Regions from separate parts of the Homo sapiens genome. Here region 2 is linked to region 1. Evidence: read pairs that join two places in POLR2A ChIA-PET (ENCODE). Cell type or tissue: GM12878. All regions are shown on one strand. Each heading gives the region's core, and the rest is flanking DNA. Links, peaks and the distances in the headings are about the cores only.

Region 1 (9,595 bases), core at 857-8,856:
GGAGGCTGACGCGGAATTGCTTGAACCCGGGAGGCAGAGGTTGCAGTGAGCCAAGATCGCGCCATTGCACTCCAGCCTAGGCAACAAGAGCAAAACTCTGTCTAAAAAAAAAAAAAGACGCCGGGCGCGGTGGCTCACGCCTGTAATCCCAGCACTTTGGGAGGCCGAGGCGGGCGGATCATGAGGTCAGGAGATCGAGACCATCCTGACCAACATGGTGATAACCCCATCTCTATTAAAAATACAAAAATTAGCTGGGTGTGGCGGTGGGTGCCTGTAATCCCAGCTACTCGGGAGGCTGAGCCAGGAAAATGGCTTGAACCCAGGAGGTGGAGGTTACAGTAAGCCAAGATCATGCCACTGCACTCCAGCCTGGTGACAGAGGAAGACTCTGTCTCAAAAAAAAAAAAAAAAAAAAAGATGTCAGCTAGGATCACAATTATCTGAAGGCTTAACTAGAGCTGGAGGGATCTGCTCCCAAGACAGCTCATTCATATGGCTGTGGCTGGAGGCCTCAGTTGCTCACCATGTGGACCTCCCCACAGGACTGTTTGAGTGTACTTATGACATGGCAGCATGTTCTCCAAGAAGGAGGGCAAGGAGGAAGCCACAATGCATTTTCTTTAACTTTTCATTTTGGAATAAATTCAGATTCACAGACAAGTTGCAAAGATAGTATACTGAGTTTCTATAGTCCCATGTACATTTCACCCAGCTTTCCTCTAATGTTAATATCTTACATAACCATAGTACATTTGCCAAAACTAATAAATTAACACTGGGGGCCGGGCGTGGTAGCTCACGCCTGTAATCCCAGTACTTTGGGAGGCCGAGGCTGGCGGATCACGAGGTCAGGAGATTGAGACCATCTTGGCCAACATGGTGAAACCCCGTCTCTACTAAAAATATAAGAATTAGCTAGATGTGGTGGCGCATGCCTGTAATCCCAGCTACTCGGGAGGCTGAGGCAGGAGAATCACTTGAACCTGGGCAGCAGAGGCTGCAGTGAGCAGAAATTGCTACACTGCACTCCGGCCCGGGTAACAGAGCGAGACCCTGCCTCAAAAAAAAAAAAAAAAAAAAAAATTGGTACATTACTGTTAACGAAACTTTTTTCAGATTTCACCAGTTTTTCAATTAATGTTCTTTTTCTGTTCTAAGATCCCATCTAGGATATTATGTTGAATTTAGTCATCATGTTTCTGTAGTCTCCTTCAATCTGTGACAGTTTCTCAGTTCATCTTTTTTGTGACCTTCACAATTTTGAAGAGTACTGATCAGATCTTTTGTAGAACATCCCTCAATTTGGGTTTGTCTGATGCTTTCTCATGAGCAGACTGGGGTAGGCATAATGCCTTTTATTACTTTGTCTTAGAAGTCACACACCATTACTTCCATTCCATTCTTTAGAAAGGCGTCAGTAAGTACATATAACAGTTAAGGGGAGTGGAGTTAGTTCTAGCTCTTGAAGGAAGGAATATCAAAGAATTTGTGGGCATATTTTATGTGCTTATTTTTGAGGGTCACACTGTAGGCTTTATTTATTTATTTATTTTGGGGGGTCACCTAGGCTGGAGTACAGTGGCATGAACACAGTTCACTGCAGCCTCAACCTCCTGGGCTCAAGTGATTCTCCCATCTCAGCCTCCCGAGTAGTTGGGACTACAGACATACGCCACCATGCCTGGCTAATTTTTATATATATATTTTGTAGAGATGGGGTTTTGCTATGTTGCCCAGGCTGGTCTCGAACTCCTGGGCTGAAGTGATCTGCCCACCTTGGCCTCCCAAAGTGCTGGGATTACAGGCATAAGCCACCACTCTTGGCCTTTGTGGGCATATTTTAAAAACACCACGAAAGGGTCAAGGAAGACCTCCCTAACGAAGTGACATTTGAACAAAGACTTGAAATAAGGAAAGGAGCAAACTGTGGGGGTATCATGGGTAAAGCTTTGTAGACACAGGGGACAGCCAGTGCAAAGGACCTGAGGCAGGAGTGTGAGTAGCAATGTTTGAGGAATAGTCAGAAATCCCATGTGGCTTGCCAGAGACAGCAAGGGGGAAGAGTGTTAGGGCATGAGGTCAAAGTTTGTGGATTGAGAGTAAGGAAGTTAATGTGGGGCTTTGTAGGACATGGTAAGGAATTTGGATTTTACGTAGGGTGAAATGGGGAGCCATTGAAGGGCTTTGAGCAGAGGAGAGAACTGATTTTATTTTATTTATTTATTTATTTATTTATTTATTTTGAGATGGGGGCCTCACTCTGTCACCCAGACTGGAGTGCAGTGGTGCAATCTCAGCTCACTGCAACCTCCACCTCCTGGGTCCAAGCGATTCTCCTGCCTCAGCCTCCCAAGTAGCTGGGATTACAGGCACAAGCCACCATACCCGGCTAATTTTTTGTATTTTTAGTAGAGACGGAGTTTCACCATGTTGGCCAGGCTGGTCTCAAACTCCTGACCTCAAGTGATCCACCCGCCTTGGCTTCCCAACGTGCTGGGATTACAGGCGTGAGCCACCGCACCCAGTCAAGACATGATTTTAAAAAGATCACTTGGCCGGGCCTGGTGACTCACGCCTGTAATCCCAGCACTTTGAAAGGCTGAGGCAGGCGGATCACCTGAGGTCTCCAGCCTGGCCAACATGGTAGAACCCTGTCTCTACTAAAAATACAGAAAAATTAGCCAGGCCTCGTGGCGGACACCTGTAATCCCAGCTACTTGAGAGTCTGAGGCATGAGAATTGCTTGAACCCGGGAGGTGGAGGTTGCAGTGAGCCAAGATCGTGCCACTGCACCCCACCCTGGGTGATGGAGCAAGACTCCGTCTCAAAAAAAATAAAAAATAAAAAATAAAAGGATCACTCTGGTTGCTGTATGAATAGACTATAGGTGGCAAGAGTGGAAGCTGCATGTCAGATGAGGAAAAACGCAGTGTTCCTTCAGCAGGAGGCTCTTTCCATAGTCCAGGTGAGAGATAATGGTTATTATCTAATTTAATCTCTAACTAAAGGGCCATTATGAAGATTAAATAAGACAACACATTTAGGGTGCCTGATGCATAGTGGGTGCTTAGTACAATAGAGCAAGGAGCAGCGTTTCAAGAGGAGGAAATGAAAATCTCTGGGTTTGAACATTATTCTTTTATGCTCAGTATGTGGCTTGGCTCAGGGCTTATAAGGAAGAGAAAACTCATTTCTTGACTTTGAGGTGCTGAGTTGGGTGGGTTGGACATTCCTGCAAGAAATAATTCCAACATGACGGGCTAAGTTCTACAGCTGGTTCAGCATAGGGATTCTGAGGGTGCTGGGAGGAATGCCTGATTTGGGCAAAGTACCAAAGAGGAGACTTAGTGTTAGCTAAACAGAGAAGAGAGAAAGGGACTGTTAGGCAGAAAGTACAGCATTCTCAAAAGCCCAGAGGTGTTTCTGTGCCCACTTTAACAGCAACCATCCTTCTGTGAGGCTCGGAGGAGGTGGCTGAGCCAGGTCAAACTCAGAGCTGTCTGAATTTCAAGACCTACATTTCCATCTACCCCGACACACTGCTGGTCCTATGTGACAAGCCCCTCCTGCACTTAACTCATGGTCTTGCTGGTTATACCCCCAGCAGACCCTGCCATGCAGTGGATTGAGGAGTTCTCAAAATGCTGAGGCCTTTTATCCTCAAACTAGTATTACTGTAACACTAAATAGCACCTACAGAGGGAGAGGAAATTGTTCTGTTGGGGTATGGGGCTCCTGTGGCCAAGGCTTTGGCAAGCCTCTGGCTACAGGGGAAATGTGAGTGCTGTGGTCCTGAGGCCCCTCTCCCACAGACTCACCAGCACTGATTCAAAAAACCCTGCAAAATACTCCGCCCATTTTACAGATGGAGAAAAGTGCCCTCTGCCGGCAGAAGACTTTGGCGTGAAAATGAACTTCCTCTTGGCCTTGGAAATCACCAGTTACAATTCAGCTGGGTGAGCTTCCCTCCAGAGAGGCATGGGAAAGAGAAACAAAGAAGCAGGAAAGCCAAAAGGACAACAGAGAGCTAGAAAAACTGAGGATAACACTATTAGAGGATGCAGAATGAATCGGGGCAGGAAGGGGCAGAATGTCTGAGGAAAGTTATTTAAAAAAAAAAAGAAAACAGCTGAAAAGTAATAAGGAGAAAATGCATTTCTCTGAAATAAATGCCAGCTGATCATTGTCCCCTCTGTTTCTAGAGAGCGATATAGCAGCTTCAGCATCTGCACTCAGTTCACTCTCACTGGCACCCCGCGGGAGAGGCAGGGCGGCGATGGCTCCCCATGAGCTTCTCGTCCTTCCATTCCTTCATTCCTTAAACAGATATTTATTAAGAACTGACTTTGGTGCCGGGCGCGGTGGCTCACGCCTGTAATCCCAGCACTTTGGGAGGCCGAGGCGGGTGAATCATGAGGTCAGGAGATCGAGACCATCCTGGCTAACAAGGTGAAACCCCGTCTCTACTAAAAATACAAAAAAAAAAAATTAGCCGGGCGCGGTGGCGGGCGCCTGTAGTCCCAGCTACTCGGGAGGCTGAGGCAGGAGAATGGCGTGAACCCGGGAAGCGGAGCTTGCAGTGAGCCGAGATTGCGTCACTGCAGTCCGCAGTCCGGCCTGGGTGACAGAGCGAGACTCCGTCTCAAAAAAAAAAAAAAAAAAAAAAAAAAAAAAAAAAAAAAAAGAACTGACTTTGGGTCAGAGACTGTTCAAGGTGCTGGGGTTATAATTTTTTTTTTTTTTTGAGACAGGGTCTCACTCTGTTGCCCAGGCTGGAGTGCAGTGGTGCAATCTCAGCTCACTGCAACCTCCGCCTCCCGGGTTCAAGCCATTCTCATGCCTTAGCCTCCCAAGTAGCTGGGATTACAGGCATGTGCCACCATCCCTGGCTAATTTTTGTATTTTTAGTAGAGACGAGGTTTCCGCTAGGTTGACCAGGCTGGTCTCCAACTCCTGACCTCAAGTGATCCACCTGCCATGACCTCTCAAAGTGCTGGGATTACAGGTGTGAGCCACTGCGCCCGGCCTGGTGCTGGGGATATAATTGTGAGCAGGCAATAAACAGGTAAGTGAGTTAATAAACCCATTTTAGACAGCAGCACATACAATGAAGAAAATGAAACAGTAAAACGATGGGATGTGTCCAGGAGGCTGCCTCCCAACTAAGGTGTTCTCACCTGGGCAACGACAGCAGTTAACAGGACCTTCCTCACCAGGTCACCGTGAGGATTGTAGGACTTAATGGATGTAAGCGCTGAGCACAGTGCCTGGCAGACAGCGACTCTCATCATTATTATCCTAGTGCAGGCAGGGTCCATTTCTTAGAGGGTGTTTTGTTACCATTGTTGGACTGTGTGCTCTTTGAAGGAAAGGACTATTGTGTATATTGTTTTCTGTTGAAAAGACAACCCCACAGCACAATTTCTGGCATATAATCAGTAAATATTTGTTGGATAAGTAAGCAAATTCCACCCCCTCGCCTTTTTTTATTTTTATTTTTTGAAATGCAGTCTTGCTCTGTCGCCCAGGCTGCAGTACAGTAGCACAACCTTGGCTCACTGCAACCTCTGCCTCCTGGGTTCAAGCAATTATCCTACCTCAGCCTCCAAAGTAGCTGGGATTACAGGCATGCACCAACATGCCTCGCTAATTTTTGTTTGTTTGTTTGTTTGTTTTTTAGTAGAGATGGCATTTCACCATGTTGGCCAGGCTGGTCTCAAACTCCTGACCTCAAGTGATCCACCCACCTCCGCCTCCCAAAGTGCTGGGATTACAGGCATGAGCCACCACACCCGACCACAAATTCTCAGTTCACCAATAGAGAAACCAAGGCCCACTGGGCACAGTGGCTCACACATGTAATCCCAACAGTTTGAGAGGCCAAAGTGGGCAGCTCTCTTGAGCTGAGGAGTTCAAGACCAGCCTGAGCAACATGGTGGAACCCCCATCTCTACAAAAAATACAAAAAATTAGCCGGGCATGGTGGCACACACCTGTATTTCCAGCTACTCAGGAGGCTAAGGTAGGAGGATGGTTTGAGCCTGAGAGGCAGAAGGTTGCAGTGAGCCAGGATTGTGCCACTGCACTCCAGCCTGGACAACAGAGCTAGACCCTGTCTCAAAAAAAAAAAAAAAAAAGAAAAGAAAAAAAGCGAGAAACCAAGAACCAAGGCTGAGAGTTTTGAGGATTAAAACCATCCAGCTAAGTTAGTGGCAGAACCTAAACCTCTGGATGAGAAGGATCCAGACCCAGGGATTGGTAGAGCTCAGTCCTGATGGCTCTAGAGCCCATGTGCTCTCTGGATAAAGGTTGATGGAGAATGGTGGGATGTGGCTGGAAGAGATCCAGAGAGGCTTTTGATCCCACCTCAAAAGTGGGCTTAAAAGGACCCCTGTGCCCTGTGACTCTCCTTATTCTCCCAATCTCTCTTGACCAACTACAAAGACAAGAAGAGCTTGGCACCCGCCAAAAAGACATCTGAATCTTGCTCATTCTTGCAGCCAAGGGCTATTCCCCAGCAGCAAGCCACATTTCCTGCAGAATCATCCATTTCTTTCACCCTTGGCTACTGAGTTTTCCTTTCTTCTTTCTTTTTCTTTTTCTTTTTTTTTTTCCTTTGAGACGGAGTCTTGCTCTTGTTGCCCAGGCTAGAGTACAATGGCGCGATCTCGGCTCACCGCAACCTCCACCTCCCAGGTTCAAGTGATTCTCCTGCCTCAGCCTCCCAAGTAGCTGGGATTACAGGCATGCACCACCACACCCGGCTAATTTTGTATTTTTAGTAGAGATGGGTTTTCACCATGTTGATCAGGCTGGTCTCGAACTCCCAACCTCAGGTGATCTGCTTGCCTCAGCCTCCCAAAGTGCTGGGATTACAGGCGTGAGCCACCGCATCTGGCCCAGCTTTCCTTTTTCCTGTCCTTTCCTTCTGCCCCCCTTGCCTAAAGCTTTCCCTTTCGGAGCCCTGTCTCTTCCCCTCTCATTCATTCCTCTTGTTCCAGATCTCTGATCTTTATATACCTCCCCTTCTCCTTTCCCTCCTTCCCTCCCTCCATAAAGCAATAGCCTTGCTCTTTCCTCCCTAGATTGAAGGGCAGTAGTGTAGTAAAACAAATCGCTATCAACAAAAGTACATTTCCACAGTATTCATCCCCATGCCTCTGAGAAGATTTATCAGGGTCTCTCACCCTGCACTGTTATGTAAATATAATCTAACAGAAATATGATATCTAAGGAGTCTGAGGATAAAGTCTCCATAAAAACTATCAATTACTCACTGTGGCTTGGGTTTGGTTAACTCACTCACTGCCTTGCCTGGCTCCTGCCTTTCCCCATCTTGGGGGACAACTTGACAGGTGGTGACAGCTTATAAAAGATGCTTTCTGCTTCCTTGGGCCCTAGGAGGTCATCTGGAGGATCAAATGTTTGCAAAGTGCTTGAGAAATTATAAAGTGCTACATAATTCAAGGGTATCATTATTTCTATTGTCATGTGGGCTGTCTCTATGCCTCTTTGATTTGACAGATGTCTGCTCTGCCTGCAAGCCTCAGCTAACCCCATGCTTGGGTATCTATAGCCTCCTTTTGCCTGCCTGCACCTATAAGCATTACTATCTGATTTCCCTCTTTCTAGGTAGTCCCTGGGAACCCTGGAATCACATTGATGTCTGTTTGTCCTAATAGTTGAATAGGAAGATAAGCTGTTGATGGGGCTGAGAATCCTCTGAGTAGCCCTCCACATTTCCACCCCGGAGAGTGGGGCAGGTATAGAAAGGGACGGAGAACTAGAAGGGAGGCTAGAGTTGAAGCCAGACCCCAGAGCAGCTGTGCCAAGGGCCTCAAGATTGCATGTGCTGCCCTAGATTACTCAGGGGGCTGTGCTCAAAGAGGCCTACACTGCCCTCTGTTCCCAAGACAGGAAGAGGAGCCTGGCAGTTAAAGGCCCAGGATGTGAGTCCTGGGTTTAAGCCCCAGTTCTGCTACTTTTCTCTTTTTTTTTTTTTTGAGACGGAGTCTCGCTCTGTCACCCAGGCTGGAGTGCAGTGGCGAGATCTCGGCTCACTGCAAGCTCCGCCTCCCGGGTTCACGCCATTCTCCTGCCTCAGCCTCCTGAGTAGCTAGGACTACAGGCGCCCGCCACTGCGCCCGGCTAATTTTTTTGTATTTTTAGTAGAGACGGGGTTTCACCGTGTTAGCCAGGATGGTCTCGATCTCCTGACCTTGTGATCCGCCCATCTCGGCCTCCCAAAGTGCTGGGATTACAGGCGTGAGCCACCGCGCCCGGCCGAGCTCTTCTACTTTTCACATTTCCTCTCACTTTTCTTATTTGCCAGATGCCGGTGATAATGGTATCTGTATTAGAGTTGTTGTAAGGAATAAATGAGACAGACTTGTGAAGACCTTAGCATGGAGCAAAACCATTTTGTTGTTTTAAGCGTCAATCAGAATGCTTTCTAGATCATGTGCCTTGCCGGTCAAAGATCTGGCCATGAGGGTACAGAACTTGCCTGGTCACCTTTCCTAGGAAAGGGCCCTTAGATGTGGGTTGTGTCCATTCCCCCTTGGGATCAGGCTGCTTTAACCCAGCAGCCCCTAGGGGCTGCAGTTTAGGTACTGTAGGAGGCAATAGAAAGGCAAGAAGAGATTGGGGGAGGTGGGTGTCTCTTATGTAGAAATGTCAAGAGTCAGAGCTGAAAGTGAGGGAGGTGGCGGGGGTGGGGGGAGGAAGGAAGAATATAGGATGTCTCTAAGCTGCCAGAATCCGGATGGGGCTGCAACTCTGGGGCCCTGGCACTTCCTGCCACCCCCAGTCTTGGGAATGAGTCACTAGAGGGAGGAGTGCTGGAGCCATCATGCTCGGCCCACAGAGCATCGGGTTCTGTTCCCCAAAAGAGGACTGGTGGGAGGCAGAGGGAGATCCAGAGCTTAGGGGCCAAGGGGAGCTAGTCCAGGGGAGAGGGCAGGAATTCCTAGGGCTCAGTTCACCTATTGCAAGGCCAGGGAGGCAGGCCTTATCTTCTACCTCCTGTGCCAGCTTCATTCCCCATCCTGGCCATGAAAAATCAACCTACAATTTCTCTTCTGATTTCTGCCTCTGCCTGTCCTGAGTAAACTCTATCCAGTTTTCTCCAGAGAGGGCTGTTTCATATCCTTCTGGTTACCCATAGTAGGGGAGGGGACAAGGGTCTACTCTGCCCTTTTCCACCTGGCTGACTCTTAAAGTCTCCTCCCCTTTCAAAGCCTTTCTCTCTGCTTCTGAACAACCTGCCCATGACTCTGTTTTGGCCCTTAGCTTATTTATGGGGATTTTTATTCCAGAAATGCCTTATACCTCAGCCTTCCAGCTTCTTAGTCAGGGTCTTCCTTATGTCCTTAGAACACAGCCAAATGTTAGGCATAAATGTATGGATATAGCATTGGCCCACAAATATTGTTTTTTCTTCCTCACTCCTTTAATTGTTGGCATTCCTTGGCTCTTCTTTATAGTTTTCATTTACTGAGCACCTACTATGTGCCAGATGACTTTACATATTCATGTATTTAATCCTCAAAATGACCTAATACATATTTTACAGATGAGAAAACTGAGCTCA
Region 2 (9,522 bases), core at 1,523-9,522, 76 kb before region 1:
AAAAGCTCCTCAGGATGTTACCACTTAAAATCACTGGAGGGACTGGGTGTGGTGGCTCATGCCTGTAATCCCAAAACTTTGGGAGGCCAGGTAGATTACTTGAGGTCAGGAGTTTGAGCCCAGCCTGGTCAACATGGTGAAACCCCGCCTCTACTAAGAAAAATTAGCTGGGCATGGCAGTTATGCACCTGTAGTCCCAGCTACCTGGGAGGCTGAGGCAGGAGAATTCAGCCAACATCATTCCACTGCACTCCAGCCTGGGCGACACAGTCTCAAAAAAAAAAATAAATAATAATAAATAAATAAATCTCTAGAGGTACTGATGCACACACACTATGGTTGGAAATTCATATTCTTGAATAACATTTCAAATGAACTTATTTTTGGAATACTCAAAGCAATATTACAGCTATCCAATTAAAGTCTTATAAAGGACACTCTCAGATCCCAAATTTACTAGCAATCGGTCAATAAAAAAGAACTGTAAAACAAACTCAAGGTACTTCTAGAAGTTTCATTCACTTTTGTAGGATAATGTAAGATTAAACTAAGGGCTGACATAGCCGTAGGAAAAATGTTCTTAAACTTTACAGCAAACATGAGTGGAAACATTCCTACTAAAAAGAGGTTTTCTCGTAATCGAAGGGCTGTTACAGATTTATCACTAACAGCTTATTATAATTTCTGATTTCTAAATGCTCTCAAATGTAGGTATTAAAAACATAGCATTCTTTCCTTCAACTTGCTAAATCCAACAAAGTTGAAGCTATGAAAAAGCCATCACTGAAAGGAAACACTGAAGAACTCCATTGTGCACATAATGCTTTATGTACCTGCTGTTAAAAATTGGAATTAAACAGAAGTGGGTAATTAGTAAAGGCTAAAATTAAATTGCAGAAGTAAACTGGCAAGGATTTTTTGTGCATGTCACATTAAAATCATCACCTACTTTTCAACGGGAGAGATCATAAAATTTAGCCAACTATTTGAAGTATCCTTTAATAAACTGGGGTCTGAACATTTGAAAGACAATGCCTATCCTGTTTTTGTAGATTTTTTTGAAATTAAAACTTTGTTTCTTGGCCAGGGATGGTGGCTCATGCCTACAGTCCCAGCACTTTGGGAGGCTGAAGCGAGCAGATCACTTGGGCCCAGGAATTCAAGATCAACCTGGGCAACATGGCAAAGCCCCATCTATACAAAAAAACCAAAAACTAGCCAGGTATAGTGGCATGAGCCTGTAGTCCCAGCTACTCAGGAGACTGAGGTAGGAGGGTCATTTGAGCCCAAAGGCTGAGGTTGCAGAGAACTGTGCCACTGCACTCCAGTCTGGGTGACAGAGTGAGACCCTGTGTCAGGGAAGAAAAAAAAATTGTTTACAACAGATAATCCAATATACCAAGAGTCTCTACGTAATTATTTTGAAAAGCTGCAGAACTAATTCTTGCTCATCCGTATTACTTCCAATTGTACTGTTAAGTCATCAATATCTCTAAACATAAGCTTCTGTTTGTTCACCTGTAGCATTTTTAATTCATAAGGTTTTTAAAAACCACAAATGGCCTCACTTTTAGTTATGTAACAGGAACAAGAAATCCACCAGCAACAACATTTTTAAAACTCAGATCTTTAGCGGCAGTCTTTAGAATTCACTCTAGATTTAAAAGTAATAAATTGTTAAAGCATGCACAAAGTTTAAGAGCGAATAAAAACCACAACTGACAAATACGTTGGTTAACATTCCAAACATGTATAACCAATTAACATGGCCTAGGGTTTTCTTTTTATTGGTATTCACTTCAGTAACTTGAATCCACAGATATAAGCAGTATATAACCAGAAAGTTACAAGTAAACACAAATTATACATGCAAATTTCTGTTCACAAAGGTCACATGTGCAGGTACATGAATTAGAAGCGTGCATCTAGGATTATGGCCAAACTGTTTTAAAAATGCAGAAATGTAAAATTACATCTTGAAAATATGAAGAGATGGTCTACACACTTCAAAAATCAAATGTTGCTTATACCAGAGATGTATGACAATCACGGGATTCAAGTGACAAGCAGTAAGATCTCAAAAATTAATACTGGTCAAAGATAACGGGAATATTTTTGCATTTCACTGAAAATACATTGACTACTAGAATACGAAATCTAGCAGGAACTCAGGGAAAAAAATTACAAAATCTAAAGCCAATTACTTAATATTTCTTATTACCTAAACAACAGCATGACATTAACAGAAAACTGCACCTGCATTTCAATTGCCAATCTCACGTTAATTAAGTTCTCCAAAAATGAAATGCAACCAAAACGGGTTCAAACTCCAAATGAAAGTCTGCAAGGCTCAGATTAAAACATGGAATGTTTCAGATGAAAGTAATAAAAACACTATTGGTTTTGTTCTTTATTGAATGGAATAAAATGTTGACATTTCTTTGAAACTTGGAACTACTAAATTTCATTTTTCCAAATGGTTCTACATTTTTTTCTTAGTGGTGCAAGTTGTCTTAAGTAGCTTAGGAAGTCAATCTCTACAAAGTACTTCTGTCTGTTGCCATTCTGATAAAACAAAAACTATTCATTAACTTAACCATATGTGTATTTTTTTTGCTATAACACTTAACACATGAACAGACATCTATTATTTCTCCACTAAAACAAAAGAGTACAATAGTTTTCTTCTAACTATCAGTATTGTATTTAAAAAAGGTTAACATTAAAAACAAAGAACCATTATTTTCTTTGAAATCATTAAATCTCCTTGCACATCTTAAGTTTCCTTCTTCTGTCTGCGTTCTTCTGCCAATTTATTCAGAAATTTCTATAAAGAAAGAGAATTACAGCCATTAAGTCACCTAAGAGAAATGCAGCAAAATGGATTAATTCCAAAATCAAATATCCTATATCCAAGTTTAGGGACTTAAACTATAATTTTGTCAATATTTTCAACAATTAGTTAATCCTCATTAGCACACAAAAACTTTCAGGACATTACAATAAGGCACGGGGAAAAAATGGTAAAAGGTATAAAATGGGTATTTCAAATGTTATAATTAACCCTAATTTTTAGAGATGAGAAAACAAAGACCACAGTCACACTGAACTGACACTATTCAAGAACTATGGGTTTAAATGACATGCACTTTTATTCTTTTTTTTTTGAGGGAGAGTTTTGCTCTGTTGCCCAGGCTGGAGTGCAGTGTCGTGATCTCGGCTAACTGCAACCTCCACCTCCCAGGTTCAAGTGATTCTCCTGCCTCAGCCTCCCAAGCAGCTGGGATTACAGGCACCCGCCACCAAGCCCAGTTAATTTTTTTGTACTTTTGGTAGAGACGGGGTTTTCACCGTGTTGGCCAGGCTGGTCTCAAACTCCTGATCTCAGGTGATCTGCCTGTCCCCGCCTCCCAAAGTGCTGGGATTACAGGCAAGAGCTATCACATCTGGCCTCAATGCACTACTCATTAAATCACCTGAACAAACATTTTCTTGCAAGGCCAGCAGTAAATATTTTAGACTCATTGGGCCATTCAGTCTTTGTTACAACTACTCAATCCTGCACTCAATTATAAACTAAAACAACTATAGATGACACTTAAATGATTATGGCTGTGGGTTCTAATAAAACCTTACAAAAACAGATGACTGAGCCACGAGTGTAGCTTGCTGACCCCTGCCATTAAACCTGTGACTGCTAGAGTTTCTAGACACGGGAGCTCCATTAAGACACTAATGAAAGTACAAAAGACATATTAAAAAATCTAACCTAAAATGTCCAAAGCTTCTTTCCATCTCATTGGAATTTCAACTTTATATAGTTAATGCAAAATAGTAAGAATTAAAAGCCATTATATCTTTTAAAGAAAAACAACAACAACAAAAAATCACCCCACAAACATCCAGTTAGGAAAGTATCAATTTACCATTAGCAAGTTACTGTAATGCTTAACAGTTTCTTGATGAAGGTGACAAAGTTTTTTTTTTTTTTTTAATAAAAGGAAATAATAGGCCGGGCATGATGGCTCACGCCTGTAATCCCAGCACTTTGGGAGGCTGAGGCAGGCGATCACCTGAGGTCAGAAGTTCAAGACCAGCCTGGCTAACATGGTGAAACCCCGTTTCTACTAAAAATACAAAAAATTAGCCAGGCGAAGTGGCACACGCCTGTAATACCAGCTACTCGGGAGCCTGAGGCAGGAGAATTGCTTGAACCCGGGACGCAGAGGTTGCAGTGAGCTGAGATTGTGCCATTGCACTCCAGCTTGGGGAACAAGAGCAAAATTCTGTCTCAAATAAAAAAAAAATAAATAAAATATAAGGAAATAATAAAAGGAGCCACAAGAAGCACCTAGCAATCTTTTATATTATTTCCATATTCTTCTCGACAATACATATAGTTTTTGACCCCAAACAGCTTAAAATCAAAGCAGATAAAAATATTTGTACCAGGGCGGGCACTATGGCTCAGGCCTGTAATCCCAGCATTTTGGGAGGCTGAGGTGGGAGGATCATCTGAAGCTGGGAGTTCAAGACCAGTCTGACCAACATGGAGAAACCCCATTTCCACTAAAAATACAAAATTAGCTGGGCATGGTGGCGCATGCCTGTAATCCCAGATACTCAGGAGGCTGAGGCAAGAGAATGGCTTGAACCTGGGAGGCGGGGGTTGGGGTGAGCCAAAATCGCGCCATTGCACTTCAGCCTTGGGCAACAAGAGCAAAACTGTCTCAAAAAAATAAAATAAAATAATTTGTACTACATTGCTGCTACCATTGCAAATAGCCACAATTCTTTCTTCATATACAGGATGGTAAAAGACATATAGGTGGCAAAGAGCAGTTACATTTAAAAAAAAAAAAAAAAACAGAAGTGACACACAGCCAAGAACTTGAATTATTTCCAAAATTAAAGATTACATTCATCCATTTAGTCAACAGAGAACATATCTAATGACTGAGTAACTATAGTTAACTTATTATAAAGCAGTGTGAAAAACCAAGGTATCTATAATTGACTTGTTTAGCAACTACTTTTAAGTTTCAGTCACTATTTCAATAGGTAGTCCAAAGAAGCTGATAATTACAAAAACAAATTTCAATATATCTCAATAGGAATTATTCTTTAGTGATGTTGTGGTTTATGTATTTATGCTTTTGATCTTTATATACTTTTGGTCATAAAAATAACTGAAGTGTCAATAATAATGTCAATATTAAAAATTATTTTAATATGAATGGTCATGCCACTTTTAGTATTCAGACTCCCAGCATCTTTCAAATTAGAGAAAGTACAGCCCAACAACAATCTGAGAATACTTGAATAAGTTTAATTCTACCACAGAATTTATAATATGGTTAGAAAACACTAAATTGTTATGTAGCAAGGGTAAACTATGACAAGAGGTTCAACAGATGTTTTGATAACCCATCAATAAAGAAAGAAAAGGCCAGGCGCGGTGGCTCATGCCTGTAATCCCAGCACTTTGGGAGGCTGAGGTGGGTGGATCACCTGAGGTCAGGAGTTCAAGACCAGCCAGGCTAGCCAACATGGTGAAACCCCATTTCTACTAAAAATACAAAAATTAGCTGGGTGTGGTGGTGCATGCCTGTAATCTCAGCTACTTGGGAGGCTGAGGCAGGAAAATTGCTTGAACCCAGGAGGTAGAGGTTGCAGTGAGCCAAGATTGCACCATTGCAATCCAACCTGGGCAACAAGAGAGAAACTGTCTTTAAAAAAAAAAAAAAAAGTAAATAAAAAGTTATCTTCAGGAGAAAGCACTGCACTGAGTCTAGAGAGAACACTATACACATTTTACTTATATACCCCACTTATTTCCATAACTTGTTAAGTTTTCACAAAAGAACTGTTTTACATTCAACCTTACCTTTAATTTCTGATAATGAGGAAGGCTGCTGCAATGAGTATTCTTTGCAACTTCTTCATTTGTATAAAAGAGTGAACACAGCTTACAGTAAAACCCTGTTTTAGGTATCACATAGTCTATACCTAGAAATACAAACATACATTCTTACAAATTAAACTGAAGATTTTATTTAGTATTCACAATTTCACCTGTCAACATAATTTAAATGAAACAACATGTTTTTGAGAAGTCCAATACAGCCTAAGATAAAAAACAAAAACCGAACCATATTTTGCTTTTACCTAATTGATGTTTGAGGTCTCACCTAACTGTATTCTTAAAAAAAGAAATATAATACAGAAAAACAACACAGAAAAGCAAAACAAAAGCGTGTAACTTGCAAGAAATTTTACGAAAAAAGGGAACACATTGTGGAATAACAACAGAAAATAATACAAAATCAGAGACATGCATGAGAGGAAAATATATCAATTAAGATTTATAAATTGTTCCCCATAGAAACAAAGCAAATTTAAAATGCTATCACAGCTTATGTAAGACCAACTTTAAAATCTTATTTTAAAACCTAAGAGTTTGTTTTGAGGAGAGTGAGGAAGGTGAAGAACAAAGACTTAAATCTCACCAACAGGAACATTGGGCTGATATGGTCCAATTCTATACTCATCTGGGATTGTATAGTCGTCCTTGTTCTCATCACTTTGACCATCTGCGTTTTCACTTGTATCTTTGTTGGGATCATCAGCGTTCTCAGAAGATTCAGCACCTGGTTCTGTGTTTTCCTCATTTTTAATTCCATTTTCCAACGCTGCTTCGTTTTCTTGATCAAGTTCCTCGATCTTGTCCACCTTAATTTCAACCAAACCATCATCATTTTTGTCACCAGATTTAAATGCCATGCCCGATTTACGAAGTTTCTGAAGTTCCGAATCTTCCTCATCACCAACCTCATCTAGAGTGACAAAACCTTCCATACTCCCTGGAAAACGACGCTGTTAAGAAAGACAAATTTACTCTGCAACAATTATCCTGCAGCATCCCTTCTGTCTGCTTTACTTGAAGGGAAACGGATAGCGTCTTTGCCTTTTTTTTTTTGAGACGGAGTCTTGCTCTGTCGACCAGGCTGGGGTGCAGTGGCGCGATCTCGGCTCACTGCAACCTCCGCCTCCCTGGTTCACGCCATTCTCCTGCCTCAGCCTCCCGAGTAGCTGGGACTACAGGCGCACGCCACCACGCCCGGCTAATTTTTTTTGTAATTTTAGTAGAGACGGGGTTTCACTGTGTTAGCCAGGATGGTCTCGATCTCCTGACCTCGTGATCCACCCACCTCGGCCTCCCAAAGTGCTAGGATTACAGGCGTGAGCCACCGTGCCCGGCCGCGTCTTTGTCTTTATTCATTGGCTCAAAATAGTAACTTCTTCCTTTCTTCCAAAAAATTACTGATAATTTGAAAAATAATTTAGCTTATTTTAAAACTAAAAAATGGAAGGTCTGCCTCACACAAAGAGCAGAAGTTAAATGAGATAGGAATATTCATATTTTATCTTTTCTGAGACTACAATGCTGCTAGGCAATGTGTAAAAAACTTGATTTGGTAAAAGTTGAGCAATATCCTTTGTAAGACAGTATACTGCAAATACCTACTCTTTAGAGCAAATACTCAAACAGTGTAATGGCTAAAAAACCAAGCTCTGGGCCAGGCATGGTGGCTCACACCTGTAATTCCAGCACTTTGGGAGGCTGAGGTGGGCGGATCACCCTGAGATCTCAGGAGTTCAATACCAGCCAGGCCAACATGGCGAAACCTCGTTTCTACTAAAAATACAAGAATTAGCCTCGTGTGGTGGTGGACACCTGTAATCCCAGCTACTTGGGAGGCTGAGGCAGCAGAACTTGAACCTGGGAGGTGGAGGTTGCAGTTAGCTGAGATCACACCACCGCACTCCAGCCTGGGCAACAGAGCAAGACTCCGTCTCCAAAAAAAAAAAAAAAAAAAACAATCATGCTCTGAAGAATGACTGCCCAAGTTTAAATTTTGGCTCTGTGTCTTATAAGCAGTATGGGATTATTTAACTTCTCCATATTTCAATTTTCCTCATTTATGGACTGGAGATCACAGTATGAGATGCATATGGTTACTGTGAGGATTAAATTAATAAATTTAAACTTAGAAAAACGTATGGCATTAAATGCCATAAACATCAGTAATTATTAGCATTTACAAATGTAAACATAATGATCAGCTCTAGTGAGAAAAATTAATGAAGTTATTTGACCAAGCCATCAAATAAAAACTGAGGTAAATATTGGTTTTGAGTTGAATGTTGCATAAAAGGAACCAATGGAATATGGAATAGGATGGCAAAAATCTCATTTCGCTCTACTTTTTTTTTTTCTTGAGACAGTCTTGCTCTTGTCACCCAGGCTGGAGTACAGTGATGTGATCTTGGCTAACTGCAACTTCTGCCTCCCAGATTCAAGCAATTCTCCTGTCTCAGCCTTCCAAGTAGCTGCTACAGGTATGTGCCACCACGCCCGGCTAATTTTCATATTTTTAGTAGAGACGGGGTTTCACCATGTTGGTCTTGAACTCCTGGCCTCAACTGATCTGCTGGGCCTCCCAAAGTGCTGGGATTACAGGCGTGAGCCACTGGGCCCGCCTGACTCCGACATTTTATGAGCCATTTAACATAAAAAGTTTGCCTCAAAGGCATTTTAATGCCCTACTCCTTAAGCTAGGCAGTCAGCTCAATGTGGGTCCTTTGTTTACTCTTCTTTATAGCATGTGTGTATTTTTATATTTATATTCACTTTATACATGGCTTCTAAATGACTTACTTGTTCAAATAAAATTGTTTTAAAGGATACTAAGGTATCTGACCAGGCCAACATTTCTCAAATAGGAAAAATTATTCAATAATTTTTGAATGAGTGGCAAAAGTTTTAACTATGTTGGGTCAGTTAACTTACTGCAAACTCACGTCCTGTATTTTTTTTTTCAAAGCTACACTATAAGGCTGCCTACCTATATGCTACCACTACACCACTACAATACAGAAGCACATATATTTTGAGTCTTTCTCCCTCATTTTTACTGAAAAGTTTCCTCTTTGAGCTGATGTTTTTTGCCAACTATAATAAAATGTCTTATTTAATTATTTATTGCAGAGTTTAGATTTAAATGTTTATATTCTGGTTCATATCTGATTTATTTTCTGATTTAAATCATATAATTCTATCTGATCCTGCTTAGGTAAATAACTTGAAATACTGATCTGATCTAATGTTCTATTAAAACAAATCAATGTATCTTTCTTTACCTTTTTAAGCTTTTTCTTTGCTGCTGCTGAAGCACTTCCATCTTTTTTCACAGCTTTATCTGATGGTTCCTTTTTCCCATCAGAAGCCACATCACCTAAATTAGCAAGATCGGTCTCGTCTCCCACTGAACTGCCACTTTCTAGCAGTGCTGCTGCTTCTTCTTCATCTACAAGTAGCTCATCTTCAGATTCAAGAAGCATATTAGGTTCCTGCTCTGTCTGGTCATCCTTTGTGTCTTTCTCACCATCTTCACCGGACTTCTCTTCTTGTTCTTTACCTTCGGTTGAACTCTCAGTCTTCTGGGAACCATCAGTTTT

The links. Peaks named below come from ENCODE experiments on the same cell type or tissue, not always from the same donor. Only the 100,000 strongest peaks of a DNase experiment are listed, where the experiment ranks them.
Region 2: POLR2A ChIA-PET joins it to region 1 with 14 read pairs; 3 of 35 experiments call an interaction of 5 or more read pairs at or near these places.

What each region holds. Positions count from the first base shown.
Region 1 is chr5:139,245,720-139,255,314 of GRCh38, reverse strand. No RefSeq gene overlaps it. Among named protein-coding and RNA genes, the nearest start is that of SNHG4, 24 kb to the left of the region's middle. In GM12878, for the core only: a CTCF peak has its summit at 3,891 (motif pointing left); DNase peaks (open chromatin) are centred at 3,164 and 3,954; H3K27ac peaks cover 865 bases.
Region 2 is chr5:139,322,650-139,332,171 of GRCh38, reverse strand. MATR3 (matrin 3) reads right to left here. Exons shown (of 15, transcript NM_018834.6): 12 at 9,205-9,522; 13 at 6,510-6,732; 14 at 5,888-6,009; 15 at 495-2,827. The coding sequence ends at 2,777. Among named protein-coding and RNA genes, the nearest start is that of PAIP2, 14 kb to the left of the region's middle. RefSeq lists an enhancer at 8,895-9,522. In GM12878, for the core only: no CTCF peak of the experiment used is centred there; no DNase peak of the experiment used is centred there.